Linked DNA regions of Homo sapiens: region 2 is linked to region 1. The links are chromatin loops, found by intact Hi-C in ENCODE. Cell type or tissue: chondrocyte. All regions are shown on one strand. Each heading gives the region's core, and the rest is flanking DNA. Links, peaks and the distances in the headings are about the cores only. Region 1 has its middle 59 kb from the start of SPCS3-AS1. Region 2 overlaps AGA-DT (AGA divergent transcript).

Region 1 (16,202 bases), core at 5,154-7,653:
TGCTTTTATGATATCCCACAGGTTCTGGTATGAGATGCTTTCATTTTCATTCATTTCAAAAAATGTTTAATTTCTGTCTTAATTGCTTCATTGATCCAGTGGTTGTTCAAGAGCATGCTGTTCAATTTCCATGTATTTATATAGTTTCCAAGGTTTCTCTTGGTATTGACTTCTAGCTTTTTCTCAACATAGTCTGAGAAGATCCTTGACGTGATTTTGATTTTAAAAAATTTGTTAACACTAGTTTTGTGGACTAATATGTGGTGTATTGAAGAATGTTTCATGTGCTGATGAAAAGAGTGTATATTCTGTAATTTTTGGGTAAAATGTTCTGTAAATGTCTGTTAAGTCCATTTAAAGTTCAATTTAAGTCCAATGTTCCTTTGTTAATTTTCTATCTTGATGATGTCTTGTCTAGTGCTGTGAATGGGATGTTAAAGTCTCTCACTATTATTGTATTGCTGTCTATTTCTTTAGGTCTAGTAATTTTTGTTTTGTGAACTTGGGTGCTTTGATATTGGGTGCATATGTAGTTAGGATTGTTATATCCTCTTGCTGAATTGATCCTGTTATCATTATATAACGATCTTGTCTTTTTTTTTAATGTTTTTTATTTAAAATCTGTTTTATCTAATGTAAGTATGGGCTATTCCTGCTTGCTTTTGGTTTCTGTTTGCATGGAATATCTTCTCCATCCCTTTACTATTTGTGTCTTTAGGGGTAAGGTGTTTTGATGAACCACTAGTTAGACTACCCAAGAGAAGAAGAGAGAAGATCCAAATAAACATAATCAGAAATGAAAAAAGGACATTACAACTGATACTACAGAAGTACAAAAGATCGTCAGAGACTATTATGAACAATTACAGAGTCACACACTAGAAAACTTAGAGGGAATGGATAAAGTCCTGGAAACACACAAGTTCCTAAGATTGAACAAGAGAAAAACAGAACTCTCGACCAGACCAATAAAGAGTAGCAAGATTGAATCAATAATAATCCCCCAACAAAAAGACACCCAGGACCAAATGCATTCATAGCCAAATTCTTCCAAACACACAATAAAGAACTAATACCAATCCTCCTGAAACTATTCCAAAAGATTTTGAGGAGGAGGGAATTGTCCTTAATTCTTTCTACAAGGCCAGTATCACCTTGATACCAAAACCAGACAAGGACATAACAAAAAAAGAAAACTACAGACCAATATCCTTGATGAATATACATGCAAAAATCCTCAACAAAATACTGGCAAATCACATCCAAAATCAGCCCCAAAAGATAATACATCATGATCAGCTGGGATTTATCCAAGGGATGCAAGGATTTTTTTTTTTTGAGACGGAGCCTTGCACTGTCACATGGACTGGAGTTCAGTGGCATGATCTCAGCTCACTGTAACCTCTGGCTCCCAGGTTCAAGCAATTCTCCTGCCTCAGCCTCCTGAGTAGCTGGGATTACAGATGCCTGCCACCATGCCTGGCTAATTTTTTGTATTTTTAGTGGAGACAGGGTTTCACTATGTTGGCCAGGCTGGTCTTGAAAGCCTGACCTTGTGAAACACCCGCCTTGGCCTCCCAAAGTACTAGGATTACAGGCGTGAGCCACTGCACCCAGCCAATGATATTTAACATCTACAACTTCAACCAAATTAAGGATAAAACCATGTGATCATTTCAGTAGATGCAGAATAAGCATTCAATAACATTCAGCATCACTCCATGATAAAAATCCTCCACAAACTAGGCATAGAAGGAACATATCTCAACATAATAAAGACCATATACAACAAGCCTACAGCCAACATCACACTTAATGTGGAAAAGTTGAAAGCCTTTCCTCTAACAACTGGGACAAGACAAGGATGCCCACTTTAACCATTCTTATTCAGCATAGTACTGGAAGTCCTCACCAGAGCAATCAGACAAGAGAAGAAAAATAAAAGGCATCCAAATTGGAAAAGAGAAATTCAAATTATGTCTGTTCATGGATGATATGATCTTATATCTAGAAAACTATTCCACCAAAACACTTAGATTTGATAAGCAAATTTAGTAAAGTTTTAGGATACAAAATTAATGTACAGAAATTAGTAGCATTACTATACATCCATAATAATCTAGCTGAGGCCCCAATCAAGAATTCAATCCCATTTACAATACCAAAAAAATACATAGGAATATATTTAACCACGGAGGTGAATAATTTATGTAAAGAGAACTACAAAACACAGGGGAAAGAAATCATAGATGATACAACCAAAGGGAAACACATCCCATGCTCATGGGTTGGAAGAATCAGTATTGGTAAAATGACCATATTGCCCAAAGCAACCTATAGATTCAGTGCAATCCCTATCAAATTAGGAACACCATTTTTCACAGAATTAGAAAAATGAATCATAACATTTATATGGAATCAAAAAAGAGCTCAAATAACTAAAGCAATCCTAAGGAAACAGAACAAAGGCTTAGGCATCACATTGCCTGACTTCAAACTATGCTATAATGCTATAGTAACCAAAACAGCATGGTACTGATATGAAAATAAACACACAGATCAATGGAACAGAAGAGTTCAGAAATAAAGCTGTATACTTAAAACCAACTGATATTTGACAAAGTCTGCAAAAATATACACTGGGGAAATGACATCCTATTCCATAAATGGTGCTGGGAACATTGGATAGCCATATGTAGATGGATGAAACTGGACTCATACCTCTCACCAAATACAGCAATTAACTCAAAATGGATTAGACTTAAATGTAAGAACCAAAACCATAAAAACTCTGGAAGAAAACTTGGAAAAAACTCTTCTGGACATTGGCCTAGATACATAATTTATGACCAAGTCCTCAAAAGCAAATGCAAAAAAAAAACCAAAAATAAATAAAGAGGACTTAATTAAACTAAAAAGCTTCAGCACAGCAAAAGGAGCAATCAACAGAGTAAACAGATATCCTACAGAAAGGGGGAAAATATTTGCAAAGTCTGCATCTGAAAAAGACTAAGTTGCAGATTCTATAAGAAACTCAAACAAATTAACAAGAAAAACAACCCCACTAAAAAGTGTCAAAGGACATGAACAGAAATTTTTTTTTTTAATTTAAGAAAACTTTTAGAAATTTTTCAAAAAAAGACACACAAGCAGACAACAAACATATTATAAAATTATCAACATTACTGATCATCAGAGAAATGCAAATTTAAACCACAATGAGATATCATCTTACCTTAGTTAGAATGGCTGTTATTAAAAAGTCAAAAACTAGCAGATGTTGGCATGGATGAGGAGAAAAGGGAACACTTAAATGCTCTTGGTCGGTATGTAAATTAGTACAAACCCTATGGAAAACAGTATGGAGAGCTCTCAAAGAACTAAAAAAGAGCTATCATTCAGTCCAGCAATCCTTCTTCTAGGTTTCTACCTAAAGGAAAATAAATCACTGTATTTAAAAAAACAGCTATACTCATATGTTTATCACAGCACTACTCTCAATATTAAAGACATGAAATCAACCTAAGTCTCAATCAATGGAGGAATGGATGAAGAAAATGTGGTATATATACACCATGGAATACTACTTAGCCAAAAAAAAGAAAGAAACTATGTCTTTTGCAGCAGTATGGATAGTTGGAACTGGAGGCCACTATCCTAAGGGAAATAACTGAGAAACAGAGAGTAAAAAGTTGCATGTTTTCACTTATAAGTGGGAGCTAAACAATGGGTACACATAAACATACAGATGAGTATAACAGGCACTGGGGACTCCAAACATGGGGAGGGGTCAGGGAGTAAGAGTTGAAAAATTACCTATTGGGTACAATGTTCACTGTTTGGGTGATGGTACACTAAGAGCCCAGACTTCACCACAGGGCAATATATGCATGTAAGATACTTGCACCTGTATTTCCTAAATATAAATAAAATTATGTAAAGTACATGATGCTTTATAATGATAATAAACAACTGTCTTACTGGTTTATGTATTTACAAAGCAAAAAGAATTTCAAAAGGGCTTGCTTTAAGGAAGTTAAATCACTGAATAAACTCTCTGCTTTTCCTTAAAATTATATATATATAAAATATATTGTAATATATATAATATATAATTATATATATACCTCTGATGGATATACATGCAAAAATCCTCAAAAAATACTAGGAAATTGCATCCAAAAGCACAATCAATATACATAAATGTCATATATAATAGATAATGTCTTATATATATAAAATGTCTTACACATGTTTATGTAAAAGCACGTGTATATATATATATATATATATATATATAAATGTCTTGTATGAGAGATTGGTTGTCAAGAATAAGCCCATGATTAGATACTTTATATTTATATTTTTATAATCAGTCAGATTGTTTAGTATATTCCATAAGCATGTTACCTAATAAAACAAATAATGTTTTTGTTACAAGAAAATACTTATTTCAAAGAGGTTCTCATCAGTCCTTTGACCACTGGTTTAGTTATTGCAAGACAATGGGAAGAATAGCAGTTGTACTTGTGAAAAAACAAAAGTAGCATTATCTGCTGCATTTTTGGTTGATTTCCACTAGATGGTAGTATTGAATTCAAGATTCAACCTGCTATATATTTTAATGCAGAAATTTGATAAATTACAGAAGACATTTGTATTGTGTTACTTTTACCGTCTATGTTAACATTTGAAACCATATTCAGACTATGTTTATGCATGTTGGAATTTTTTTAAAAAATACAACTTCTGGAAATTTGAAAACTTCTTAAGAAGCTGGTGCAATATTAGATATATTGTATTGTAATTCATAGAAATAATCTTTTATTATGAAACTTTTTAAAATAATTTTTGCATGTGTTTTAAATTCTGATCATAGTCATTTTCTTTTTCAGGCAAAATGTAGATTTCGTTTTTAGTCTGTGGAAAGAGTAAGAGAAAAATAACATGAAAATATATTTTTTTTCAAATGTTTCTGTCAGGAAAGATAGGCTCTTGGCAGGTGTGTTTGTGTGTAAAAATAGACTATCTTCGAGTACATATTTTCACTTCAATTTCCATGAGGCATTATAAACAAAGACAAAAATTAAAAAAAAAAACACTTTTGCAATTAATGAATGATGAGTACAATATGTAGCTAATTGCCCTGATTATGTTAGTGTGTTATTGCAGAATAATAATGAACTGAATGAACCTGTTTTCCTTTGCTGTATTCCTAACCAGATGCACCCCTGGAAGATACATTAGGAGTTATCTAGTCCATCTCCATCATTGTACTAATGAAGAAACTGAGGACTGTGACTGCTTTTTAAACTGTTCTAGAGAAAAAAAGGAAAGATGGGTTCCATTGACTCTGTTGAATACTCTCTTACTGATTTACAGATCTTTACCAAGTACTTGCTTGCAGAGAATATCCAAAAGCAGGACCAGATCATGATACTCTTCAGGACAGTCCCTAATAGTTTTCACTAGAAAGGTATACAGTTAAAAAGTAGCGTAAAATGGTATTGACACTGGAAAATACAAAAGTACCTTGAATTAAATTGTATGGTGAAAAGCACCAACCGTGGAATCAGGTAGAATTAAGTAATGAATTTCAGCTCTGTCACTTACAATCTGTGTAACGTTGGGCACATTTCTGCACCTCTCTGCCATTAAATCTTCTCATTTACAAAATGGAGTTAAAAATACCTACCACGTGAAATTATAGGATATCCTAAATGGAATAACTTAGTAAGCTCTCAAGAAATCGTTCTCCCCTTGCCTCATTAAGAAATCATTTTTAAAATGGGAACTACGTTAAAGCCCAATTTAAGGCATAGATCAGCAATGTTTGATGGCATGGATCTGTCTATTTTGGGGCTAAATTGTGTTCTGACCCTCCAAATGATCAATTCTAATTAATTCCTTGGTTGTAGATTTGTAAAGCCCGTTTAGTTGATTGCACAGACGTGGCCAGAGTCAAGGTACAGGAACCCACAGACTATAGAAATCAACGATAACATGTAGAAAAATCACAGGCAACAGAAATGCACTATTTTTAGAGATTGTATAACTGCTCTAGGGTGAAGCTATCTTGATTGGACTCAGCATAGTGCAACAGAACAGAATTACACAAGATGCCCCTTTCCATTACACCCCATTATTCCTCTGTTTTTGAGGATTTATGCTAACATTGTTCTGTTACAGATTGTAAACATTGATGTATTCTGAAACTGTTAACTGTAAGCATTTATGCTTGCATTGTTTTCTGTTCATTTCTCTTGTATTCCAGCAGATGTCAGTCATTCTCTTTAAATAATCTCCATTTATTCTCACCTGCCTATGACCAGCTGAAGGGAAATCACCTTTAGTTATGTCAAAGTGACATGTTTGTTGAACTGTAACAATAATAATGCTCCCTATTAACCTATCAGGGACTTGAGCCATTTTGCATTCAAACAATGATGAATTTTTATTTTCTTATTTAATTATTTAAAAAATCTCCATCTCAGTTTCCAAAATGTGTAACTAGAAAATAAATGAGAAGCCAGAGAAGACATGCAGAGAATTTAAATTTGCACTTGTGGTAAAATAATCTGCACTTGCGTAGGAGAAGACAAATCACTCCTTGATGTCAATGTACGGTTATGATTTTACTCATACTTTAGAATTTTAAAATGTCATGTAGTGTGATATATATTCATGCAGATGTGGGTGAAACAATGTGCTTTTTAATCATTCCTGCTACAATCACAAACAATCATTATGTCTAGCCATTGATCCTAGCACAGGGCTTGTCAGGTAAGGGCAGATTTTATAAAACCTGGGTAAAACAAGCTTAATTTGCGTAAATTGAGTTTTTTTCTAAAAGTGAGAGGGTACCTTTTTAAAGAAAATGTAGTAAATGCAAAAGTCAATGAATCCTTGGATGTTTCTCAAACTATCTTTGTGTTTTAAATCTACTTTCTCATTTTAATAGGAATTAATCATTTATCCTCAAGGAATATTTTCCTTAAAAGGGAAGAATATTACCAGTTTTTCTCAACAAATCTCGAATTCATTGTGGGGAAACTGATGATGTCTCTTCATTTGTTTTGTGATTCTTGTATTTTAAATCAGTTCATTGAAACAGCCTGGCTGAGTGCTGTATTTAAGTATAGAAATTTCTGCTCATATCTGGTGGCTCTTGCTGAAGGAGGGACATAGAGCTAGAATGCTTGTCAGGGATCCCACCTTAACCTGCTCCTGCCCCTTAGATAGATCCTCATTGTCTACAGGCCATTTGCAACCAGGCGAAATAAAAATTACCATGTTTCTCTTTATTTTATTTATTGAAGATTTTTGACTTTGTATATAATTTACATAGCTTTTAAATACAAAAGCTAGTTTTAAGGAATGTATATTAAACAGTGGTTATTTGCCAGGACAAAAGATACCATACTAGAGAAAAGCTAGGAAAAGAAGAAACATAGTTTCATACTAAACAACTATTTAATAATTTTAAGAAAAACAGTACAGTTTAATATTTGAGAAGGGAAATATGCTATCATTCTGAAAATCTTGTATGCAGAAAACTCTTAGTTTTCTAACCTAATGGTAGTTTCTATACTAGATTTAAAACTTTTTGTACTAGGCCTTTTCCTCAAAAACTTCTGTAAAACCTTAAATGTTTTATTATCAATGCATATATAGGAATGCATATATAGGAATTTACAAAGTAAAAGAAGAGAGCAATACTCATGTCTGTCATTGATTCACACATTGTCCCCTTTAGATGTGACTGAGAGGGTGGTGGCTCACGCCTGTAATCCCAACACTTTGGGAGGCTGAGGCAGGTGGATCACCTGAGGTCAGGAGTTCCAGACCAGCCTGGCCAACATGGCAAAACCCCTTCTCTACTAAAAATACAAAAAATAGCCAGGCATTGTGGCAGACGCCTGTAATCCCAGCTACTTGGGAGGCTGAGGCAGGAGAATCGCTTGAACCTGGGAGGCAGAAGTTGCAGTGAGTGGAGATCATGCCACTGCACTCCAGCCTGGGCAACAGAGCAAGACTCCATCTCAAAAAAAAAAAAAAAAAGAAGAAGTGACTGAGTACTCAGTTATCCAGCTTTTAGGGCAAAGTGATCAAATGATAACAGAAAGGAAGAGGCAAGAGAAGGATTTTACAAATACAAATAGTAATGATGGTCCAGGGACATGATGGAAATCGCAGGATGAAGCAGAGAAGGGAGCTCTGTGTGTTCCCTGGGTGGAGATTGTACTAATGAGCTGCTCACATTTGAGAAACACAGATTGATGAGCTTCTCTGGCAATTGTTATGCAGCAATATTCCCATAAGAAGTCACAGTAGTTATCACAGTATCAGAGCACCGTAAAATAAACACATTGCTTTTTCCATGAACTTGAATATTTAATGTTAGAGATGAGTACAATGGAGGCAAATAAATCCTCTCCTCATTTCCTCACATCCCTACTTTTAAAGATTGTCAGGTATTCAATCTCTATCATAGTTGTTTGAGACTTTAGGTCCCTATAGTTTATCATTTTCCAGTAATGTTTTTGAAATGCAATAATTTAAAGATCTCTCGACTCTTGGATTTACATTACAAATGCTGGTGATACAAAAATTTCATTTAAATTAGTCTAGACCATGAAGTATGGACTTTTAGCATATTATATTGTAAATTTGAAATTGAAACACTGTCATGATCTTTTTTTAAAGAATTTAAAACTAGTATTTAAATATTATAAGTTTTTCTCTGAGAAATGTTTTACAATTGTAGTTTATAGTTCTGAGGACTGAGAGTGTAGGAGATTTGCTTAAAACAAGAATGGAGATCAGAGCTAGGGTGTCTACTATATTCAACATTTTTCAAAATTCGCTCTGCCACCTGTCAAGAGCTGAGCTGAGCTGGAGAGAGCTGAGACGCCCGTGGTGGAGTGGTCAATTAAGACAACAAGCCAAAGTGAAAGTAACAGCCAATCCTTTAATGACTTTCTAAGGTAGTAGAATAGGCAAGAGGAAAAAGCTTAACCATTTTAATGTTCCTTTTTTCTCCACAGAAGGGCACTGGGTGAAGGTCCAATGTATCAGTGCACACGGGGGAGTGGGGCGGGGAATTATCTCACCACCTACGTACGGGAGCCCGAACAAAAGGCTCTGGCCATTTTATGGACCCAGGGGTGGGGATGGGGGTGAGCTGGAGAGGGGAGGACTAGGTGTGGGAAACAGTGAATATTGAGTCAGAGAGAAAAAAGAGGCTTCAAGTGTCCTCCCCAGTGAGGAGGCCTCCGCAGAATGACCCGATGAAGAGACCTCCTCTCTCTGAATGCAGGGAGGGCTAGAGATGCAGATATGCATAAGCGCATGGTGCTGAGGATGGAGTGACTGAGCCCTTGACTGCAGCTCCCTTCAGAGACTGCAGTTTACTGGCTGCACACAGTCTGGTGTGGGGAGGACAATTTTTCCCTGTGAAGCCTGCCAGGTAAATCCTTTGCAATTGTCTGTGGTAGGGTTTGAAAGATGATTATAGGTTTTTGGCTAGGAGCTGGACTCCTCACCACTGTCTCATTTCAGGCCTCCATCACCTCATTTTGGGATTATTAGAGGTGCTTTTATCCATTCTCTCCACTTCTCTGAAGTTTTTTTCCAGCATGATCCATCATGCTCTTGATTGCCAGATTGCTTGCTTCTAAATCACTAGATCACTAAATCACTGTATCGTTCCTCTACTTTGGAATCTAGTATGTATTATTTTTATACCAAACTCGAGCCACTCAGGTGAGCATGTAAGGCCTTTGTTTGATGGGCTTCAGTTTATTTATCCATATTTTACTACTTCTTACAAAGTTTTCTCAGATTTTCCTAAGCCAATGATGCTCAATCAAGCTTGTACAACCCAAGGCCCATGGCCACATGAGGCCCAGGGTGGCTTTGAATGTGGCTCAACACAAATTTGTAAACTTTCTTAAAACATTATGAGATTTTTTTGCCGTTTTGTTTTTTAGATCATCAGCTATCGTTAGTGTATTTTATGTTGGCCCAAGACAATTTTTCTTCTTCCAGTGTAGAATACAGAAACCAAAAGATTGGACCCCCGTGCTCTATATCTTTTGTACATGACAGTTCCTTCTCAGCTCCAGCCTTTCATACTGTTCTTAGAACATCTTTGACTGTCAACTCCACCTATCAAGCTATTCTTTTTCTTTTCAAACTCAGCTAAAGATATCGTCTCTGTGCAGCCACTGCCCTGCCCCTCACACTGATTCTTTTTGCTGTTGTTCTTGCTGGTTCATGAATTCTTCAGCCGCTATTTCATTGCTTTTGTCTGTCACACTACTAAAATATAAATACTTGTTCAACAAACAACTTCGAATTATTCTCTAGTTATTTATTTTTTCTTAAAAAAAGGGTTCAATTGTATCCCCATCTAATTTTTAGGTATTAATCCTTCTTCATCAGGTATTATATTCTGCACTTCCTAGGTGGCAGGCAGAATACTTGGTATTTTCATTTATGTCATATAATTTAATTTTCACAAAGGCTCGTGAGTCATGCAATATTTATCATGAGGTATACAAGATAAAAATGAATCTCAGAAAGTTGGAGTAATTTTGTCATGCATAAAAGACCAGTATACTGGCAGTTGTGAGATCTTTCTTGCGCCAATGTCCATGCTTATTTTCTTCTACAAGATGCTGCCATTATACTGGAAACACAATAGTGACAGGGTCAATGAATGAGACTCAATGCTAGTTTATGTTTATATGTTCTCTACCTCAAGAAAAAGTGTATCTATTCAGCATCATTAGTAAAGTTATTAACTCTAAGTTTTTGTTGTTAAAAAAAATTGATTCTGGACGAAGGTGTTATTAGCATTAAAGGCAGGGAGTCAGAGACACAGGCCTTTTATTTGGAATCTTGAGATTTCATCTAAGAAATCTTGCCCTTTTGATGTGACCTGGTTGAGATGCCACAACCCTTGAGTGTTGGCCTCCTCATTTGGCAGATGAGATTATCAGATTGCTGATTTCTGAAGTCCATGTTGGCAATAGTGGGGGTTGGATTCTATGCCTTTTTTTAATTACTGCACTCCGAGTTTGTTTTCTACAATGTACTCAGTTCTTCCTCCCCAATATAAACTGTATATAGCTACTTCCCATCATGATGTCCTCCTTCTGTTAGAGACAACTAGAATATGACACTTTTTCTCTGTTTTCCATCATATGGTTTAAAGTGCCATGTCTTTGCCTCTGAATTTGTTTTAAAAGGAGACATTACAGTATTAGTATCTTTATTTAAAGAAAATCTAACCTGAGCATCATTATTTATTGGTCAGTCTTCAAGTCATAGCTGTCATAATGTATTGGAGTCAAATAAACAAATTTCCATCTCTTCAGGTCCTGGACATATTTTTAAATATATTAATGCTATTATTACCATTGTTATTTAAAATGTGTTAAAACATTATCTTCATAGCAGATATCATACACAAATACTCAAGAACATACCTTCAGTAGAGGTAGAAATTAGAACAAAGTTATAGCCCTCTTTCCCCAGCCCGACAAGAAGGGGAAAAAGAAATAGAAATTTACCAATTATGTTATGATGCAAGGAATACAATTCTGTCCTAGAATGTGAGTTGTGTATGAACTTCAAAGTATGCACTAGTGAAAGTCAAAGCCAAATTAGTGAATTCATTTTATTATATTTCCCACTATTTGTTGAATGTATATTTTAAAACATTGATTTTTTTCCGTGACTGTTTTTTAGTCCTGAGAAAGGGAAATGATGCAGGAGGAGATGGTGAGAAAAGTTAAAAGAAACAATGGGTTGAGTCACAGTGCAAGGCTCTGTTTCATAGATTCCCATGTACAGCAAAAATGCTTGTAGAGGGAGATGAGAGGGAAAAAAGCCCAAGCTGATTTCAAAAATACTGTAGTAGCCAAGAAGAACGTTTGAATTTTAAAAAGCAAAATGAATGTCCACGTCATTACATACTGCCCCATTTCCTTGAATTATGGCCGTGTGAAATTGATTTCTGTGTAGATTGGATTCACTGGCAGTTTCCTTTCCTACAAAGTCCCACAGTTCCCTTTCCTTTCCTTTCCTTTCCTTAAAAAGCAAAGGTACCTCTTGGATTTACTATAACTCACAATGTCCATCCTAATAACGGGAACCAGTCTGACACGGCGTTTGATTTGCTGAACTTAGGTGGGCTTCTGAGACCTCCCCACTTTCTTCTCTGACGTGCACATTTCTGATAAGAAAGGCAGCCACTGCTTTAAAACAATGTAGCCTGAGTTTACACTGGCAGGTGGCTTTTCCTCACTGCTTTGGAAACACAGCTGCACATTCTGTTTACAAGGGTTTTCCACCATCAAGTCTCTGAAATTTTAATCTGGCTAACAAGCATTTTTACTGATGATAAAGTGAAAACTTCCCTCTGCTATAAAATGAAAAGAGGCTTTCTTCTTGGGAATCTAGATTTTGACAAGCATATTTCTTTTTTTCTATTGCTAACCTTCTCTCCTTTTTGCATGTGGATCTCGTTAGGAAAAATCATAACATTGGAGACATTTATTTTCTGATAAATATCGTAACCGTCATGCTAAAAAGTAGAGGTTTTTAAAAATAATCTCATGTTAGTCGTTTGTTGGTGATTACGGAGACTTACAAGCAAGGCTGCCTATCCACATTGGTTAAATCTACCATCAAGAAGGAAACAGATGTACCCAGGCATTTTCTCATTAATATGTTGATGCTTTCTTACTAAACTCCTTAATTCTTTCTAGGAAAAGAGAGAAATGACTGTGGTTTTAACCATAAGCATATCATCGTTTGCAAACCTGCCACTAACCTTAGCAGGATCTGGAGCAAAAGTACAAATGTAAACCCCATAATATTTGGCTAAATATCTAGCAATTATAAATCAAGCTAACAGAAAGTTTAAAAAATCTGTCCTATTTTCCTATCTTAACACATTTCTTTTCATGATGACTTGGAAGTATAGGTCTGAATTCAAACTTCCTGGACCATTCCAAGTCCTGAGCTGGGATGTGCTGGTAGACTTGGAGCTGGCTTCAGGCATATGACTTGACATTTTCCTTTCCCACCCTCAGCTCTGCCCCTCGCCATGAGAAGCCCCACATGCACAGGTGTGGACGCCCAGCCTGGATGCATTTCTTTCTTTATTATTTATTTATTTATTTATTTTTTTGAGATGGAGTCTCACTCTATCACCCAGGCTGGAGTGCAATGGCACGATCTCAGCTCACCACAGCCTCTGCCTCCTGGGTTCAAGCGATTCTCTTGCTTCACCCTCCTGAGTAGCTGGGATTATAGGCATGCGGCACCACACCTGGCTAATTTTGTATTTTTAGTAGAGAAAGGGTTTCTCTATGTTGGTCAGGCTGGTCTTGAACTTCCGACCTTAGGTGATCCACCCGCCTTGGCCTCCCAAAGTGCTGGAACTATAGGCATGAGCCACCGTGCCTGGCCGCCTAGATGCGTTTCTAAGCTCCATCCATACCTCCCTCATTCAACAAACGGTGGCTGCTTGGCCACCCCTAGGGCCTAAGAGTGCAGACACCTACGCATACTCACCTTTGGAGGGAAGAGTCCAAAACAATCCTGGAAACAGGCTTAGAGCTATGTGGGCAGGGAGTTGGGGGACTGGTATATCGATAGCAAAGTCTTGAAGGGTTAGTGTGGGCTCCATGTGGGGAGGGGATAATGTCTCCTTGGTCATATGAGCTCCTCAGTTCTTGTGAAGACATGGCCAGGGAAACACAGGGCCCAGGACAGGGTACTAGTTACTTGAATCCTTGTTACTTGTATCACAGTCTGTGTTGAGAATAGTTGGGAATATACAAAAACAAAGTAACAGTCATAAGGTAAGGGTGCTGCTTAAATTACCTTTAATTTGGGAATCTAAATGAAATAGACATAATAAATGGCTACACAAATGATGTTATTTAGGAGCAAGATATCCTGTCCCAAATATCAATTCCATCTGCAGGCCATATTCAGATTTCAAATTAATTACTGCTTTTGAGGCTCTGGCAAACAAAGTAGAGAATTTTTTTAGATATTGCCTCTATATCCTTAATAACAAGTTAATTCTTCCTCAGCACACAATTATGGGGCATCTGTATTGTACCAGGCATCATGCTGGGTGCTGGGCAGTTCACCAAAGAGATAAAAGAGAACAGATCCCATTCTCAAGGTGCTCCATATTTAAGGACATAATTTGATGGCTTATGGTAAGTGCTAATAAAGAAACATTTAAGACACTTTGGTATCTGAAAGAATTGAACAAATTTCTGGATGCAGGATAATGCAATGGTTAAGTGGATGGGCTTCGTATTCAGAGATCTCTGTTTAATTCCCAATTCTACCACTTACTAGTTTCAGTTACTTAATCATAAGCCTTAATTTATTTTATCTGGGAAGCAGATTGTATTGAGAAAACACATATGTTAGTGTAGGCCTTACTATGTGCAAGCTCTTTGGATGTAATGACAACAACATCATGAGGAACTATTATTAGCTCCACTGTACGGAGGGAACTGAAAGCACAGGGAGATTACTTAAAGTACTGAAAGTACCTTACTCATAGGGAATAATGGAACTAAGATGACAACCCAAGTAGTTTGACTCCAGCATCTCTAATTTTAACCACTATTCTTTACTTCCTTCTAAGGAAAAGTACATTTCCTGACACCTAGTAAGAGCACATTACACCATTATTATAACTATTGTTAGTGACTATACCTTGATAAAGGCAAGGCAAGCAGGTAAGGAAAGGCTTCACATCAGCAGTAATTAAGTTGTGCTTGAAGGAGGCATGGGAAGACCAAGCCATTTCAGGCAGAAGAAGCTATATATAAAGGTCAAAAGAGAAGGTGATATTGACGGGATACTGGGACTAGAGTGGATATTAGGAAGTCGTGGCAAATGGGGCCAAACCCTGGAGGGCCATATATACCAAACTAAGGAATCTGGTATTTATTTATTGGGTAAAGGATGAAAGAGTGGGTAGATGGCCAAATTTTAACGAAGAGAATATTGTTAGGTGACTTTCTACTAATCTGATAATTTGTCATTAATAAAGGAAGATAACTTTAATGATCTGCAACTCATGAATATGGGAACCAGTTAATTCTAAAGACTGAGAGTGGTGTTTGCAGCCTAGAAACCACCTTCCACGTGTGGGGAAACAAAAAAAGGCTTCAGCTGATAGGCTGATTGCATCTTCTTTGATCCAGTAACTATGAAGAAAATGTACCTTGCATTTGCTGCTATAGAATTATCTCCTTAACGCAAAGCTTCTTCGCTTTGGAACCCCCACACTCAAATGTTATTGAAAGGATGAACTGCTATGTTTGTTTCTGTTTGGACTTTTATCTTTTCCCATTTTGAAATACATTAAAAATACATTCCGTATAACATTTAAATGGACTTGCTGTAGGTGCAGGTTCTTAAGAATGCAATTCTTTTTATTTATTTATTTATTTATTTGTTTGTTTGTTTATGTATTTATTTTTTTATTATACTTTTAGGGTACATGTGTACATTGTGCAGGTTAGTTACATATGTATACATGTGCCATGCTGGTGTGCTGCACCCACTAACTCGTCATCTAGCATTAGGTATATCTCCCAATGCTATCCCTCCCCGCTCCACAACAGTCCCCAGAGTGTGATATTCCCCTTCCTGTGTCCATGTGATCTCATTGTTCAATTCCCAACTATGAGTGAGAATATGCGGTGTTTGGTTTTTTGTTCTTGCGATAGTTTACTGAGAATGATGATTTCCAATTTCATTCTTGATATAACATCGTCAAATATTTTTGAGGGTACTATAAGTGCAAGTTAGTGTACTAAGTATTGAGGGGGGAAGATATAAAGATAAAAGGCTAAGTTAATTAGCCATGTCATGTAATTATGCAATTTTTACAATTCAAATGAGTCCTGTGTACTCTGTCCTTATTTTCTGCTTAGCTCTGACTCATTCTTATTTTAATGATCCTGAAAAATAGCTTCCCAGTCTTTCCAAATATCTATTACCTCCCCCATCTCCCATGTCTAATGTAAAGCTAAATTGTTTATTTAACAATTGTGACTGAATTCAATGGATTTGTATAACTGTGTAAAGCTGGTCCAACTATTTCCCTAGGGGCATGTATCACAACATGAACTTTTTGGCAGAGTCTG
Region 2 (16,202 bases), core at 8,763-11,262, 1.2 Mb after region 1:
TGGAAGAAAGTAGGAAAGATATTTTTGGCAAACCTAAAAGCTGGGATTGAATGTGTGAGGCTCTGAGGTGAGGCCACTCTGTGAGTACAGCTGTCAGTGTATGTTGAAGTGAAGCAGGATAGGGGCTAATGTGGAGAATAGGGCTAAGTTATAAAGAGACCTGAAGGCCATGAAAACAAACAGAGGTAGGCTGGGCGTGGTGGCTCATGCCTGTAATCCCAGCACTTTGGGAGGCCGAGGCAGGCAGATCACCTGAGGTCAGGAGTTCAAGACCTGCCTGACCAACATGGTGAAACCCCATCTCTACTAAAAATACAAAAATTAGCTGGGCGTGGTGGCGGGCATCTGTAATCCCAGCTACTCAGGAGGCTGAGGCAGGAGAAACACTTGAACCTAGGAGGCGGAGGTTGCAGTGAGCTGACATCCTGCCATTGCATTCTAGCCTGGGTGACAGAGCGAGACTCTGTCTCAAAAAAAAAAAAAAAAGAAAACAAACAGAAGTAAGAACAGGTAGAGATGGGCAGGGAAACAAAACATTTCTTGGTTGTATTGTACAAATTATAATCGGTAACATTCATTATTAGCTTAATTATTAGCCGAATATTGTGCTAAGAATTTCACATAAATTACATAATCCTCATATCAACCTTGTAAGTTGGTATAATGATTGTTATTTTAAAGATGAGAAAACTGAGACACACAGAGAATAAGTCACTAGGCGATTATACACAGGTAGTATATGGAAGAATCAAGATTTAAAGTCAGGCAATTTAGCTTCCAAATTTCTATACTGAGATACTTTACCATCCAACATCGCGAGGAGGCTCTCGGCCTAAAAAGTTACACAACCCTATGAAAGAGGTATTATTATCCTAATTTTCGAGTTGATATACTGAGTGTCCACAAATTACTACTATGGCAGTTAAAATGGAAATTTCTACTTACCTGAAAGCACAATACAGCATTTACTCTGAGTTCAATTGCAATAAAAGGAAAATATTTAATCAATAATTTAATCAGTATATAGAGACAGCAATACTGTGTGCCAAACACCGTTGGTGGTACTAAAGATATAACTTGGGGACTTTGTAATTAACTAAATATTTTGTTATACTTATTTCTTCATTTATCTATATGCATTTTATATGCTCAGCTACTAATATTTTCTTTTTTTCATTATTTATTATACTTTAAGTTCTGGGATACATGTGCAGAATGTGCGGGTTTGTTACATAGGTATACATGTGCCGTGGTGGTTTGCTGCACCTATCAACCTGTCATCTAGGTTTTAAGCCTCGCATGCATTAGGTATTAGGTATTTGTCCTAATGCTATTCCTCCCCTAGCCCCCCACCCCCTGACAGGCCCCAGTGTGTGATGTTCCCCTCCCTGAGTCCATGTGTTCTCATTGTTCAACTCCTACTTATGATTGGGAACATGTGGTGTTTGGTTTTCTGTTCCTCTGTTAGTTTGCTGAGAATGATGGTTTCCAGCTTCATCCACGTCCCTCCAAAGGACATGAACTCATGCTTTTTTATGGCTGCATAGTATTCCATGGTGTATATGTGCCACATTTTCTTTATCCAGTCTATCATTGATGAGCATTTGGGTTGGTTCTATGTCTTTGCTATTGTGAATAGTGCTGCAATAAACATACATGTGCATGTGTCTTTATAGTAGAATGATTTATAATCCTTTGGGTATATACCCAGTAATGGGATTGCTGGATCAAATGGTATTTCTGGTTCTAGATCCTTGAGGAATTTTCTTCTGTCAACATTTACTTTGGTTTATTCTGAATTTCAGCCTAACCATTCCCTACCCTTATGCTTTGAAGACAAGACAGGAAACAGGTACCAACAAGCACAATACCAGTGATGAAAATCACAGTTGTAAGTTTCCTCTGGTGTGGAGCCACCTAGTGAAAGTAAAAGCAGATTGTTAAATATTTCAGAAGTTTGATGGCTGATTGTTATAGTTTATAGTTTATATGTTATAGTTTATAGATTGTTATATAGCTTGAAATTAGCCATCACAGGGTGCATCTACATCACAGAAATTGGCAAACATTACTGACAGTATGATTGATATATATATATATATATATGCTATTAAATGTGTATATATGTAAAATGTGATATATATGCTATTAAATTTGTATATATATGCTATTAAATGTGTATATTATATATGTGTGTGTATATATGTGCTATTAAATGTGTATATTATATATGTGTGTGTGTGTGTGTGTGTGTGTGTGTGTGTGTGTGTATCTGTTCTATTTTCAGTGGCTCGCTGCACAGAACTGCCAGGGAAGAAGACTTTTTATTTGGGTGAAGTCAACCAGAGGGATGAGAGCCAAACCTCAAATCCATCTCTCCAAATTGATTAAAATTGGTGTGTTGACATAGTGGGGGGGAAATATAACTACATGTGGGAAACAGGAATTAGAGGAATTAGGGAAGGGTGAGGAAGCAATCACGATTGATGGGGGCTCTGGCTTCTCCTTGTCTGGGTGCCAGGATCTGGTGAGTCCCTTGCCTGAGGTTTGGTTTCCTGAGGAAGGAACCCAGAGGAGACAAATGTTAAGTTTCAAGTTTCAAGATCAGGAGGATCAATCTCTATGTTTATTGAAAAAACCCCATAAATATCAGTTCTATGGGAAAATTGGGCCAGTTTTATATAAATATGTGTAATATGTGTACGTATAATTTTGAAGTGCTTTAGTAACATAGTTGCTTTGTTCATTTATTGATTCCATAAATACTGAATATGTATACATATTGTAAATATGTCATCTGTATACACACAGGGGCACACACACATATAGGTTTTCATCCATTGTTCCTGGCTCATAACTCCCGTAGCCTTTGTAACAGTTTTTATAATGCTGTGGCTCTTTAGGTCTCAAAAAACAGAAACTCTCTCTCTGACCTTCTCCTATTCTCCTGTCAGCAGCCCGAGACAGGACTCTAATCTTCTTTCACCATTCTGATTGTGGGTTATAAGATCCTCATTTCAGAAGGGGTCCTGGCCCTTAGCCTGGAAAAAGGAATACAGCACAGAGAAGCCAAAAAGAATCTGGACAAGCCTTGCTGGGTTTCTGTTCAGCCTATTAGTGTTAGAGAATACCCTTTTTGTCCAATCATACTTCTCCCTGGTGGTCAATTCTGTCTATGCAGTGAAGTCTCCATTAAAGGCCCAAGAGGACAGGGTGCAAGAGAACTTCTGGATAGCTGAATATGTGGAAGCTGAGAGGAAGGTGAACAAGAATTCATCTATGTGCTGGGAAGTGGTGCACCCCAACTCCAAAGGGACAGAAGCTCCTGTGCTTGAGACCCTTCCAGACCTTGCCTTGTGTATCTCTTCATCTGGCGGTTTATGTGTATCCTCTAAAATATCCTTTGGCATAAACTGCTAAACATCATAAATGTTTTCTTGAGTTCTATGAGCCGCTCTAGAAAATTAATTGAACCCAAAGAGGGGGCTCTGAGAGTCCCAATTTGAAGCCAGTGCATTAGAAATTCTAGAGGCTGGGGTATGCTGATGGGAAGGAGGGGGTGGTTTTGTGTGACTGAGCCCCCAACTTGTGGGATCTGAGGCTGTCTCCAGATAGTGGCTGAATTGAATTGAATTGGAGGGCACCCAGCTGGTGTCTGCTGCAGAGCTGATTGCTTGCTTAGTGTGTGGGGAGAAACCCCACACATTTGGTCACAGAAGTCTTCTGTGTTGCTTGTGGTGATAGAACAGAGGAAAAACAGTTTGAGTTTTTCCACTATCACAAGTACAAATGAGGGCTTTTTTTTTTTTTTCAGTCTAGCTGCCAGTACACCACTGCCCTCCTCCTTTGTGAGATCTTTGTAGGTTCTATTCTCATTCTTTCAGATGCCTGGTATATTTGTAATTTGCATCCTGTTATTTGTATCTTTTTTTCCTATCAAAGAGAGCTCACAAGAATGGAGAAGGGGAAGGGAATTAATATTTCCTAAGCATCTGCTGTATATCAATTACTGTGCTTAACTGTACATATTATTTGATATTCATGATAACTCAGTGAGTTAATTATTACTCCCATTTTCAGGCTAGAAAACTGTGACTTAGAAAGGTTAAGTTACATTTCTGTGGTCAAACATATAAGAACTGAAGTTGAGGGCGGGCACAGTGGCTCACACCTGTAATCCCAGCACTTTGAGAGGCCGAGGTGGGCAGATCAGGAGGTCAGCAGACCAAGACCATCCTGGCCAACATGGTGAAATCCCATCTCTATTAAAAATACAAAATTTAGCTGGGTAGGGTGGCACGTGCCTGTAATCCCAGCTACTCGGGAGGTGCCACTGCACTCCAGCCTGGGCAACAGAGCGAGAGTCCTTCTCAAAATAAAAAAAAGAACTGAAGTTGAATTTCTTATATGTGACTTCAAAGTCCACAGTCTTTCCAGCTGGTGAATGTGTCAGTAATTTAGGCTTCTGGGTTTGTTTAGAGTGGCTAATTTTGAAATGCTTTAGTAACTGTTTTACATAGTTGCTTTGTTCATTTATTGATTACATAAGTACTCAAGAGATATGGCCGGGTGCGGTGGCTCATGCCTATAATCCCAGCACTTTGGGAGGCCAAGGCAGGCTGATTATGAGGTCAGGAGATTGAGACCATCCTGGCTAACATGGTGAAACCCCGTCGCTACTAAAAATACAAAAAAAATAGCCGGGCATGGTGGCGGGCACCTGTAGTCCCAGCTACTCGAGAGGCTGAGTCAGGAGAATGGCGTGAACCCGGGAGGCAGAGCTTGCAGTGAGCCGAGATCGCGCCACTGCACTCCAGCCTGGGCGACAGAGCAAGACTCCGTCTCAAAAAAATAAATAAATGAAAAAAAAGAAATAACTGGGTCCCCATCTGACAATGAGAAGCACATTTAATGCCTTAAGGTAGGAATGAAAGAGGCAGACACCTGAACAGAGAGAGCGGGTGTGTGGAAGGCATTGTTTCCTAATCACAAGCATTTGAAAAAGGCTTTTTGGGGAAGCAAATATAGGCCTCTTGACGTCCAAGAAATCCTACTGCATTCCTATTCCAGTTAAGGCTGAGCCTGGAAACAATGTTTAGTACCTGTTCTCTTAAAGACCTTTCATACCACTTCAGCTGTAAGTTAATAATGGAGTCTTTGTATAATAAAAGAGTAAAAATAGACTTGTTTTTCTATTACATTTTGTTTTTGGTTAGGGAGGAAAAAAACGTGAAGCTGTATCAAGGTTGTATTTGTCCTAATAAATTTTGCTTTAGATTCATTGACGTTCAAAGGCACAAGTCTCCTAAATCTCAGCTCTGCTATTTGTTACCTACTTATTACATTGCACCTGTTGATAACTAGCTCAGCTTTTTGGCCCCACTTTTCTCATCTATAGTTTCACTACTGTATGAATACTCACCTTACAAGGCTGTCTGGCTATAGATAATGTACATAGTCTCTCCAATCTACTTTTGTACCCAACTTCTATCACTTTCCTGTGGAATCCTTAATGTTAGTAAAACTTTTCTCCTCACTACGCTTTGATCAGTCCTTTGGGATTAACTTTCCTGAAATGCCTCCTTTTCTCTTTGTCCCTTCAGTCTCCAACCCGAAGGCCCAAGTCAAGTTTAGTACCCTCCCAAATCCTTCCCAGTCCATGATATCTGCTTTAGATCTCTTCTATTCTCTTCTGAGTTTAGACTTGGTCTTCCTTTCCTTTACCTATTTGTAATTATAAACCATCATTAGCATCTCTTGTAGCATTGCTTTGTGCGGTTACACATATCTTTCCCTTTTCTTTCCAACAAGATTTTAATTACCTAGAGGTTGGGGTTGTTATGTTTCTTCACATTTCTCATAGAGTGCAACACACCTGAACAGTCTCAAACAGCAGCAACATTAATATGTACTAACATTCATAATCCTTCCATGAGCATTGCATACAGAACTGTGCACAGGGTGAATGTTTAATAAGTATTGCAGTAATTACTTATTACTTCTGTGTTAATTGTAGTATGTTCCGAGGATCCAACCTCTGCAGCACTTTTGCTCAGTTTCTTGACCTGCATAAATTCCCAAGAAAATTAACAAAAAGTTTGTTATGGTCTGAACTATGTCCTTCCCAAGTTGATAGGTTGAAATCCTAACCCCCAGTATCTCAGAATGTGACTGTATTTTGAGATAGGGTATTTGAGGAGGTAATAAAGGTTAAGTGAAGTCATTAGTGTGGGACTGGTGTCCTTATAAGAAGAGGAGGTTAGAAGACAGGCACATACAGAGAAAGGACCATATAAAGATACAGGGAAAAGACACCTATGTACAAGCCAAGGAGGGAGGCCATAGAAACCAACCCTACAGGCTGGGCGCGGTGGCTCACGCCTGTAATCCCAGCACTTTGGGAGGCCGAGGCGGGCGGATCACAAGGTCAGGAGATCGAGACCATCTTGGCTAACACGGTGAAACCCCGTCTCTACTAAAAATACAAAAAATTAGCCGGGCGTGGTGGCGGGCGCCTGTAGTCCCAGCTACTCGGGAGGCTGAGGCAGGAGAATGGCGTGAACCTGGGAGGCGGAGCTTGCAGTGAGCCGAGATTGTGCCACTGCAATCCGGCCTGGGCTAAACAGCGGGACTCCGTCTCAAAAAAAAAAAAAAAAAAAAAAAAGAAACCAACCCTACAGACACCTTGATCTTGAACTTCGATCCTCTAGAATTGTGACAAAATAAATTTGCTGTTTAAGTCACTCAGTCTGCGTGTGTGTGTGTGTGTGTGTGTGTGTGTGTGTGTGTGTGTGTGTGTGTTTTCAGTCTGGCAAACTAATACATCATCTTAGAAGAGCAAGTTTGTCTGCATCTTTTCATTGTACAGCCTGCTTCCCTTTGGATCTGGCCCTTTCATTTAGGTTCTGGGAGGAGCCAATGAGTTCAACTGCTTAGTAGTTTGTTTTGTTTTGTTTTGTTTTTTTGAGACAGAGTCTCGCTCTGTCACCCAGGCTGGAGTACAGTGGTGTGATCTTGGCTCACCACAAGCTCCACCTCCCAGGTTCACGCCATTCTCCTGCCTCAGCCTCCCGAGTAGCTGGGACTACAGGCGCCTGCCACCACACCCCGCCAATTTTTTTGTATTTTTAGTAGAGACGGGGTTTCACCGTGTTAGCCAGGATGGTCTTGATCTCCTGACCTCGTGATCCATCCACCTTGGCCTCCCAAAGTGCTGAGATTACAGGCATGAGCCACCATGCCCGGCCTTAGTGGTCTTTTTGAGAGAGCACAGAGAGGCAGGAGACCATGGTGGGTATGAATGGATTGCTCTGCAGTCAGACTTTTTTGACTTTGAACATCAGTTTAATCACCTGTTAGTTGTATATTCTTGGGCAGATTAATAGATTTCTTGTTTTTGTTTTGCTTTTTTTTTTGATTCGGAGTTTCACTCTTGTCACCCAGGCTGGAGTGTGATGGCGCGATCTTGGCTTACTGCAACCTCTGCCTCCCGGGTTCAAGTGATTCTACTGCCTCAGCCTCCCAAGTAGCTGGTATTACAGTCACGAGACACCATGCCTGGCTAATTTTTGTATTTTTAGTAGATACAGGGTTTTGCCATGTTGGCCAGGCTGGTCTCGAACTCCTGACCTCAGATGATCTGCCTGCCTCTGCCTCCCAAAGTGCTGGGATTACAGGTGTGAGCCACCACGCCCTGCCTTAAATTTCTTTTTTCCTTGGTTTCTTCACCTGAGAAATGAGGCCCATAATCACATATTTCTTATAAGGATGTGAGAATCAAATTAGTTTAAACATACTAGTGCTTAGAACAGTTCTTAGTACATAGTAATTAGTAAATTCTAGCTATTATGTAAAGATTTTTACCTTTATTATATGAAGTCATTTATTTTTGATGAATTGAATTCTTAACAGCCTAATTAAATGGTTTAGCACTGAAATTGAGAGACCCATTCCTTCTAACACATATTCCTGTAACCACTTGTATTCTTAAACAGGTTTAAAACAAAGAGCTAAATTATTTATTTCTCTGTTGTGTGTGTACATGTACAGACATATGTACATATTCATCTTTATTAACCCAAGAAGAAGTGATCTGTTAGCACCTCTCTCGTCACAGGAAAAACACACATTTCTGTTGTCAAGTTTCCCTGGCTCCCAGGCCTCCTTTGTTTGGGTACCTCAGTCACTGGGTCTTGATCCTGTTGAACTAATGAGGCAAATTGACTATGTAGTTCAGTGTTGATGAATGGTCTAAGAGGTGACTTCAATTGAATATTTTTCTTTTTATTATCATGTTTTTCTTCTAAATTAGTGCTATAAAACCAAGGACACACTTTCACTGGTGTTTCTGTGATTTGAGATTACTTCTGTTACTGCCTTTAGATTTTGTTTCCCAAGGGGGTTGCAGAACGGACTGCTTTTGCACATTGTGAGCATCTAATCAGTTACAATATGCTAATAAGTTTTAATATGGTGTGATCTTGTGTTTATAAGCACAAACCTTATTGTAAATGTCAAAATAATTCAGATCTTAATATATCCCCTGTAGTGATACATTAATAAGGGCCATAGGAGCAAGTACTGTAGGTGGTTAATTCTTAATGGACAAGGATCTTTTTGCTATTTGATTTGGAGATCAAAACCCAGAGAGACAATAAATAGCCTGCATTTTAATTTCAGAATGTGATATTTGCTCTCCTCACAGCAAGGGAGAAGTTCCCTTGAAAATCCTCATTTGTTAATACACCATGACAGTACCAAGGACATGATAGGGTTTTCTACCCATGATTGTCAAATAAATAAATAGATGTATTCATCATTGTGTTACAATTATATGTAGTCGCAAAAGTAGTCTTTGAGCTCAATAGCATAGCACCACTACTTTTTCTGTTAAGAAAACGGAGGTCATAGAGGTTAAGTGACTTTGGATCATGGACAAATCAGATCTAGAACCCAATTCATTGATTCCAAATCCAATTTTAATTTTGGAGCTTTTTATTTTATTTTTAATTTTAATTTTTTTTTTTTGAGACTGAGTCTTGCCCTGTTGCTCATGCTGGAGTTCAATGGCCCAATCTCGCCTCACTGCAATCTCTGCCTCCCAGTTCAAGCAATTCTCGTGCCTCAGCCTCCTGAGCTGGGATTACAAGCACACACCACCATGTCCAGCTAATTTTTGTATTTTTAGTAGAGACGGGGTTTCACCATGTTGGCCAGACTGGTCACAAACTAATTTTGGAACATTTTATACTACACCATCTGTAATAAAGATTTGAAGGAAGCAGGATAATTGTTAGATTTTAATTGCCTTTGACATTGAAAACATATTTTTTTGAGAAAAATAGGGAGAATACACAATGTGACTAGTTATTTTTGGTATTCATTCCATAAGAAGACCTTTCTAGTTGCTGCATATATTTGTTAGCATTATGCATGCAAATCACTACTCACTATTTTTGTACTTCTTCATGAATTGACTTCCACAAGATAGTTGATCACTAACTTTAATCCAAATGGAGCTTAAGACAAAATACAACTTAGCGTAATGTCCTACAGGTTCATCCGTGTTGTTGCAAATGACAGAATTTATTTCTTTTTTAGAGGCTGAATAGTACTCCATTGTGTATATGTACCATGCTATCTTTATCCATTCATCCATCAATGGACACTTAGGTCATTCCATATCTTGACTATTGTGAATAAAGCCGCAATGAACACGAGAATGCAACTGTCTATTCTACGTACTAATTTCAATTGCTTTGGATATATACCCAGAAATGGAACTGACAGATAATATGGTAGTCCTATTTTTATTTTGCAAGGAACCTCGATATCGTTTTCCATAATGGCTGCACTAATTTATATTCCCATTAGCAATGTATAAGAGTTTCCTTTTTGTGATGAATATGTTAAGTAGTTTGATTTAATCATTCCACATTGTATACCTTTATCAAAAAATCACCTTGTACTCCATAAATGTATACAACTATGATTTGTCAGTGAAAAATAATATGAAATTAAGAAACAACATTAAAAACCCAAAACACAATTTAGCTGACAATCACTCCCAATGTGACAAAATTTAACAAATCGGTATTTTATGTTGCCACCAGGAGGCAGCACAACCAAGCAATCCAATCTGTTTTCATTATCATTTGTTTTTTCAATCTGGAAAACTGAATAGTGTACAGGCAAGTATAGTATTGAATTGGTCGATATAACTTCTTATTACATCATCTCACTATCTTTTGCCATGTAGGTTTAAACTATGACTTAGTGGTGCAAGAGACCACATCTTCAAGTAGCAAATGATGGAATCTCAATGACCACATCCATGATCTCCTGGTCCAAAAAGCATATGTTCTGTTTCTATGTATCTCCATTTATCTAGGTCATTCAACTAATTCCTGGGGGTAGGGGAGAATCTCCTTTCAGGTGGCATTATGGTTTAGAGGACATATGAATTAGGCATGAGAAGTCCTGGCTTCTCCATGAACTGTGAGATCTTGGGATCTTGGCCTCAATCTAACCCTCTTGGCCTCAACATTCTAATATGCAAAATGGGAGAGATGTGTGAAGGTAACTTTTCCTTTTATGATATCTTTATGAGGTAATATACTATGCTTCTAAAAAAGAATTGGCAAGAAAAAAATGTGAGAATTCCTTCAGCCGCAAGACTGACAGGAAATCTCCAGGTTTCCCTGTAGTCTAACTCGTATCAGAAGAGTAATGGCTGAGTCAAAATACATCAGTTCAAAAATATGGCACTGTTTCTTAAGCCTGGAATGATCCAACCAGAATACAAACTCGGTGTTTGTACCTCACAGTGGGTTTTAACATCTCTAGAATGCACTTCATATGTGTAGACTCTGAGGCACTTTGATGGAAGATTATTTCTGATATTTAGGAAACTGTCAGGCTGCCTTTTGGAGATTTGTAGTTGCTGTGATTGACAACTGGTTTCAGATATATATTTTCATTGCTTTGGTTAGGTGTGAGTATATATCAAAATGAATTGCTGAGTGTATGAAATAAAAGAAAAGTGAGTTTCTTCTACTTGTGTGATCTCTAAAGATCTTAAAGGAATCATTTGTAAAGCAAATTGGCTAAATATCATTTATAGCAACCTAAGGGAATTTTCTTTTTTTATATATAAAAAAGACATGAGAATTAAACCAAAGGTCTTTGGTGTGCTAAAGACCTTTGAATGTGCACTAGTTTTGGAGTAAGCAAACTGCTATTGTGTTTTTTCTTTATTGTCAGTGTTTTAAGACCAATTTATTCAAGCCATCAGATGGCTTCTTTGTACTTACATAAAATGAAGTCATGTATGCTTCAAACCAATCCTCTATTTATTATTTATTTGCATGGAGCTTTATTCACACTATTATTATTATTATTTTCTTCAAGGATAATTGGGGTGCAGGAATATTTAGGATTTGGACAAAAAATTTAAAGACCTGATATTTACTGACTTTACTCAAGTTGATATTCTATCTTTCTAGCTTAACTCACATTTTGTAACATTTTAAAGGATTATTTTCAAAATAAAGAATATATACAAAGTTAGAGGACCAAACAGCAAAAAGTTTTCTCTTTCCATTAGGGAATGCTGGATTCCATTACGGTAAGACATTTTTTGATGAAGTAAAGCAGTATATTCAACTGTCAGCCAAAAGGCAAAAACTTCTATTTCTTTTCTTGTTATTGATCTTCTTGGAAGCCCGTATCATTTGCAAAAATATAATTCTTAACTTTTTCACATCCAGTTTCTTTTTTCTTTTTCTTTTTTCTTTTTTTTTTTTTTGAGACGGCGTCTTACTCTGTCGCCCATGCTGGACTGCAGTGGCATGATCTCGGCTCACTCCAAGCTCCGCCCCCCGGGTTCACACCATTCTCCCACCTCAGCCTCCCGAGTTGCTGGAACTACAGGCGCCCGCCACCACGCCCAGCTAATTTTTTTTTAATTTTTTTTTTTATATTTTAGTAGAGACGGGGTTTCACTGTGTTATCCAGGGTGGTCTCTATCTCCTGACCTCATGATCCGCCTGCCTCTGCCTCCCAAAGTGCTGGGATTACAGGCGTGAGCCACTGCACCCGACCTTCACATCCATTTTCTAAAGTGTAAACATTTTTTTCTTCATGATTATACTCTAAAACACTGTCGAATTTACAATAAGATCTCCATGGACACAATTACTTTAGTTTTCCGCAGGCTGGCCAGTGAACCAGATCAGTGCCAGCAGAGAAGCATATTGTAACGCTGCTATTGATACGGAAGGAGAGCAGGGAAGTGCTGGGTAGAGGAGGGCATGGTCCCTGGTTAGGGCTCCACCCCCAGGGACCTAGGTGAGGACGGGCACTCCTGCCTTCCTGCCCAAATGTTGCATTTGCCAAGACCACCCTGGCCCACCACGCCTCCATCCTGCACCTATAAAAACTCGAGACCCTAGCGGGCAGACACACAAGCGGCTGGAGGTCGTGAGGAACACATCTGTGGAGGAAGACACAAGTGGCTGGTTGTTGAGAGCACGCCAGCGGAAGAGCACGCGACAGGCACCGGCAGGCCAGGAGGCCATTGACCCGCGAGACAAGGCGGAGTTTGGCCGGGGCAGTTGGAGGAGAGTCCTGGACCACGGAGCGGCCCAACTCCGGGGGAAAACCATCTCCCTTCTGGCTCCCCCATCTGCAGAGAGCTACTTCCACTTGATAAAACTTTGTATTCGGCCGGGCACGGTGGCTCACGCCTGTAATCCCAGCACTTTGGGAGGCCGTGGCGGGCGGATCACTTGAGGTCAGGAGTTTGAGACCAGCCTGGCCAACATGGCGAAACCCCGTCTCTACTAAAAATACAAAAATTAGCCAGGCAGGTGGCATATGCCTGTAAACCCAGCTACAGCTACTCGGGAGGCTAAGGCAGGAGAATCTCTTGAACCCAGGAGGCGGAGGTTGTGGTGAGCCGAGATCGCACCATTGCACTCCAGCCTGGGCGAAAAGAGTGAAACTCCCCTCTCAAAAAAACAAACAAACAAACAAAAAAACCTTTGCATTCAGTCTCCAAGCCCACGTGTAATCCGATTCTTCCCATAGAACAAGGCAAGAACCAGGGATACAGAAAGCCCTCTGTCCTTGCAATAAGTCCTGGGTCTAATTGAGTTGACTAACACAAGCCGCCTATAGACGGCAAACTAAAAGAGCACCCTATAACACACTTTCTGAGCCTTCAGCTGTAAACATTCACCCCTAGACACTGCCGTGGGGTTGGAGCCCCACAGCCCACGCATCTGTATGCTCCCACAGAGTTTTGAGCAGCCGGGCACTCAAGAAGCGAGCCACACCACCATCACATGCCCTGCGAGGGGGACAAGGGAACCGTTGCCGTTTCACTCTAGCAGCACCACACAGCTCTTTTTGGGGAATGAACTTATGGTTGTAACAAAGATAAAAATCACTGCATTAAAAAAAAAAATCCCAAAATACCATGTTAATCAAACATAAAGTACAAAAGGCATTGGAGTAATGTTAGAAACTTGACTGGATTTGCAACTGACAGAGCATCAGAAGGAATGAGAGCACATTTCTCTTTCTTCACTGTTAAGAGACTTCAAACGTACACTACTTTTAGTCCTTTTAAAATCATTCAGAGCCTCAGTCCAGCAAGATTCATTGTAGAGGCATTGGTTCCTTAACAGCTAAGCTCAAAATATGTTGTTGGTAAGAAATGACATTATGGAACACATCGTGTTTAAGTATGCGACCTGTTGAAGAGTGTGTCTTGGTTCTTAATCTTGAGATCCATAGCAAATGTGGATGCTGATATGCAAGATTGAGAGTATATATTAACCCCCTTTTCCTTTTAGTGGCAAGAGATTTAAGATGGAATTTAGATCTCAGAAAATACAACTGGTAACAGGTATATAACCCTGAGAAAGAAACAATCATCCCTTTATTGGAGTGATTCTGTATGTTTTATTTAGTTTTCTTATTGCAACGCTCCTTCCACCACCGTCACAGTGATTTTTGTTGGACATAGCTTGAAATCCTCCATCAGAATTAAAGAAGGAACAAACAAATCCCCCCTCCTGCTATAGAACAAAAGCAAACAAACAAAAAAAACCCTACAACCCTCCTGCTGGTTCCATCCCTCTGTGGGCTTCCTGCAGCTTGGTTCCTGCTGTTCTATCCCTAAGCCGACTGCAGGCAGGGTGACCATCTGCTGCTAGGTCACAGCTGCCTCTTCAAAATTATGCTCTGGTTCCTCTGTCCCATTTTAAATGCCTGAATATTGTTATATGTTGCTTTTATCATCTCCTGAAAAGCTGCCAACACAAGTCTCTATTTGGAATCATTGGTCTTGAATATTCCTTTAAGACATATACATCTCATCTCTTATTTTCTAGACAAGTATCATACAGAGTTCTTTCCTAAAGCAATGGTCCCTTCTCTGATAGAATCCAGACTCTCAAGTAAGTGAGAATTACCAATATATACCACATTAAGTCTCACACTATAGATATTAATTTTTTTGCTAATAAATGTGAATGCTTATATTTGATTTTTAAATTTTATGTTTTCAGTCATTGATAGGACATTTGGGCTTAGTGTTTTTGTGTAACATTAAGAACATGAAGTCACAAATGCAGCTAGAGAAGAGACAAAGCATGGGAATTTTTTTGGGGCGGGTGGCGGGGGGGACGGAGTCTAGCTCTGTCGCCCAGGCTGGAGTGCAGCAGCGCGATCTCGGCTCACTGCAAGCTCTGCCTCCCGCGTTCACGCCATTCTCCTGCCTCAGCCTCCCGAGTAGCTGGGACTACAGGCGCCCGCCACCACACCCGGCTAATTTTTTCTATTTTTTAGTACAGATGGGGTTTCATCGTGTTGGCCAGGATGGTCTTAATCTCCTGACCTCGTGATCCGCCCACCTCGGCCTCCCAAAGTGCTGGGATTACAGGTGTGAGCCACCGCACCCGGCCGGGAAATTTTTAAGAGTAATTAAAGAACATTGCTGGGCAGATCTCCTGAGATATGCTAATTCTTGGGTGAGTTAACATGGTTCATTCATAAGAGTTCTTTCTTCTTTGGACAGAGTATCTGTGGGCTTCAGGTTCCTGGGGAACAGCTTTTAATAATGATGTTTGATAGTATGGCCTACGATTGTCTATTTTAAAATGTAGCATTTTCTCATATCATAAAATTCAAGGACATAGCACTAAATTTTGATTTGATAAAGCCATTTCTATAGAGATCTAAGATAAGATAGCCTAGACACATTGTATTCCAAAGATCTGTTTTAGGAATAGAATACTAGAGACTCATTATATTTAGTGTAAAACACTTAGGTACTTCTGAGTTTTCTAGTGATCACACTAAAAAGAGTACAAAGAAACAGGTACAATATATTTCGGGCTGGGTGTAGGTGGCGTGCACCTGCAGTCAAAGCTATTCGGGAGGCTGAGGCAGGAGAATTGCTTGAACCTGGGAGGCAGAGGTTGCAGTGAGCCAAGATCGTGCCACTGCACTCCAGCCTGGTGACAGAGTGAGACTCCGTCTCAAAAAAAAAAATTATATATATTTCATGTACCCAATACATCCAACATATTATTTCAACATATAATAAAAAATTATAAATGCAATATGTTAATTCTTTTCTTGGATAATCTAGTGTGTATTTTACATTTACAGAACATCTCAGTTGATACTAATAATATTTTAACTGCTCAATAGCTACACGGATCTGGTGGCTACTGAATTGGACAGGACAATTCTAGTGGAATAACTGGCTATTATGTTTTTTGTATAGCCCCTTTTAAAAACTCAGGGCCCGGCACAGTGACTCACACCTGTAATCCCAGCACTTTGGGAGGCCAAGGTGGGTAGATCACTTGAGGTCAGAAGTTTGAGACCAGCCTGGCCAACATGGTGAAACCCCATCTCTACTGAAAATACAAAAATTAGCCAGGCGTGGTGGTGCATGCTTGTAATCCCAGCTACTGGGGTGGCTGAAGCAGGAGAATAGCTTGAGCCCAAAAAGGCAGAGGTTGTAGTGAGCCGAGATTGTGCCACTGCACTCCAGGCTGGGTGATGGAGTGAGACTGTCTAAAAAACAAAAAGAAAAACATACAAAAAATCAGATATTTCCAGTATGTTTGACTAGTGCTATATGACATTGAGATGGTTGAATTCAAATGTAGGTAGCAAAATTT

What was found. A loop is a pair of places that touch in the nucleus more often than their neighbours do. Peaks named below come from ENCODE experiments on the same cell type or tissue, not always from the same donor. Only the 100,000 strongest peaks of a DNase experiment are listed, where the experiment ranks them.
Region 2: a loop joins it to region 1, with 4 times the contacts of the local background. A loop is called at or near these places in 6 of 110 quality-filtered maps.

The regions. Positions count from the first base shown.
Region 1 is chr4:176,371,630-176,387,831 of GRCh38, forward strand. It overlaps a transcript of LOC124900817 not described here. Among named protein-coding and RNA genes, the nearest start is that of SPCS3-AS1, 59 kb to the left of the region's middle. RefSeq lists an enhancer at 6,274-6,413. In chondrocyte, for the core only: CTCF peaks have their summits at 6,279 (motif pointing right) and 6,524; no DNase peak of the experiment used is centred there.
Region 2 is chr4:177,545,055-177,561,256 of GRCh38, forward strand. The region is part of intron 1 of AGA-DT (AGA divergent transcript); the gene reads left to right. Among named protein-coding and RNA genes, the nearest start is that of AGA-DT, 110 kb to the left of the region's middle. In chondrocyte, for the core only: CTCF peaks have their summits at 10,111 (motif pointing right) and 10,337; no DNase peak of the experiment used is centred there.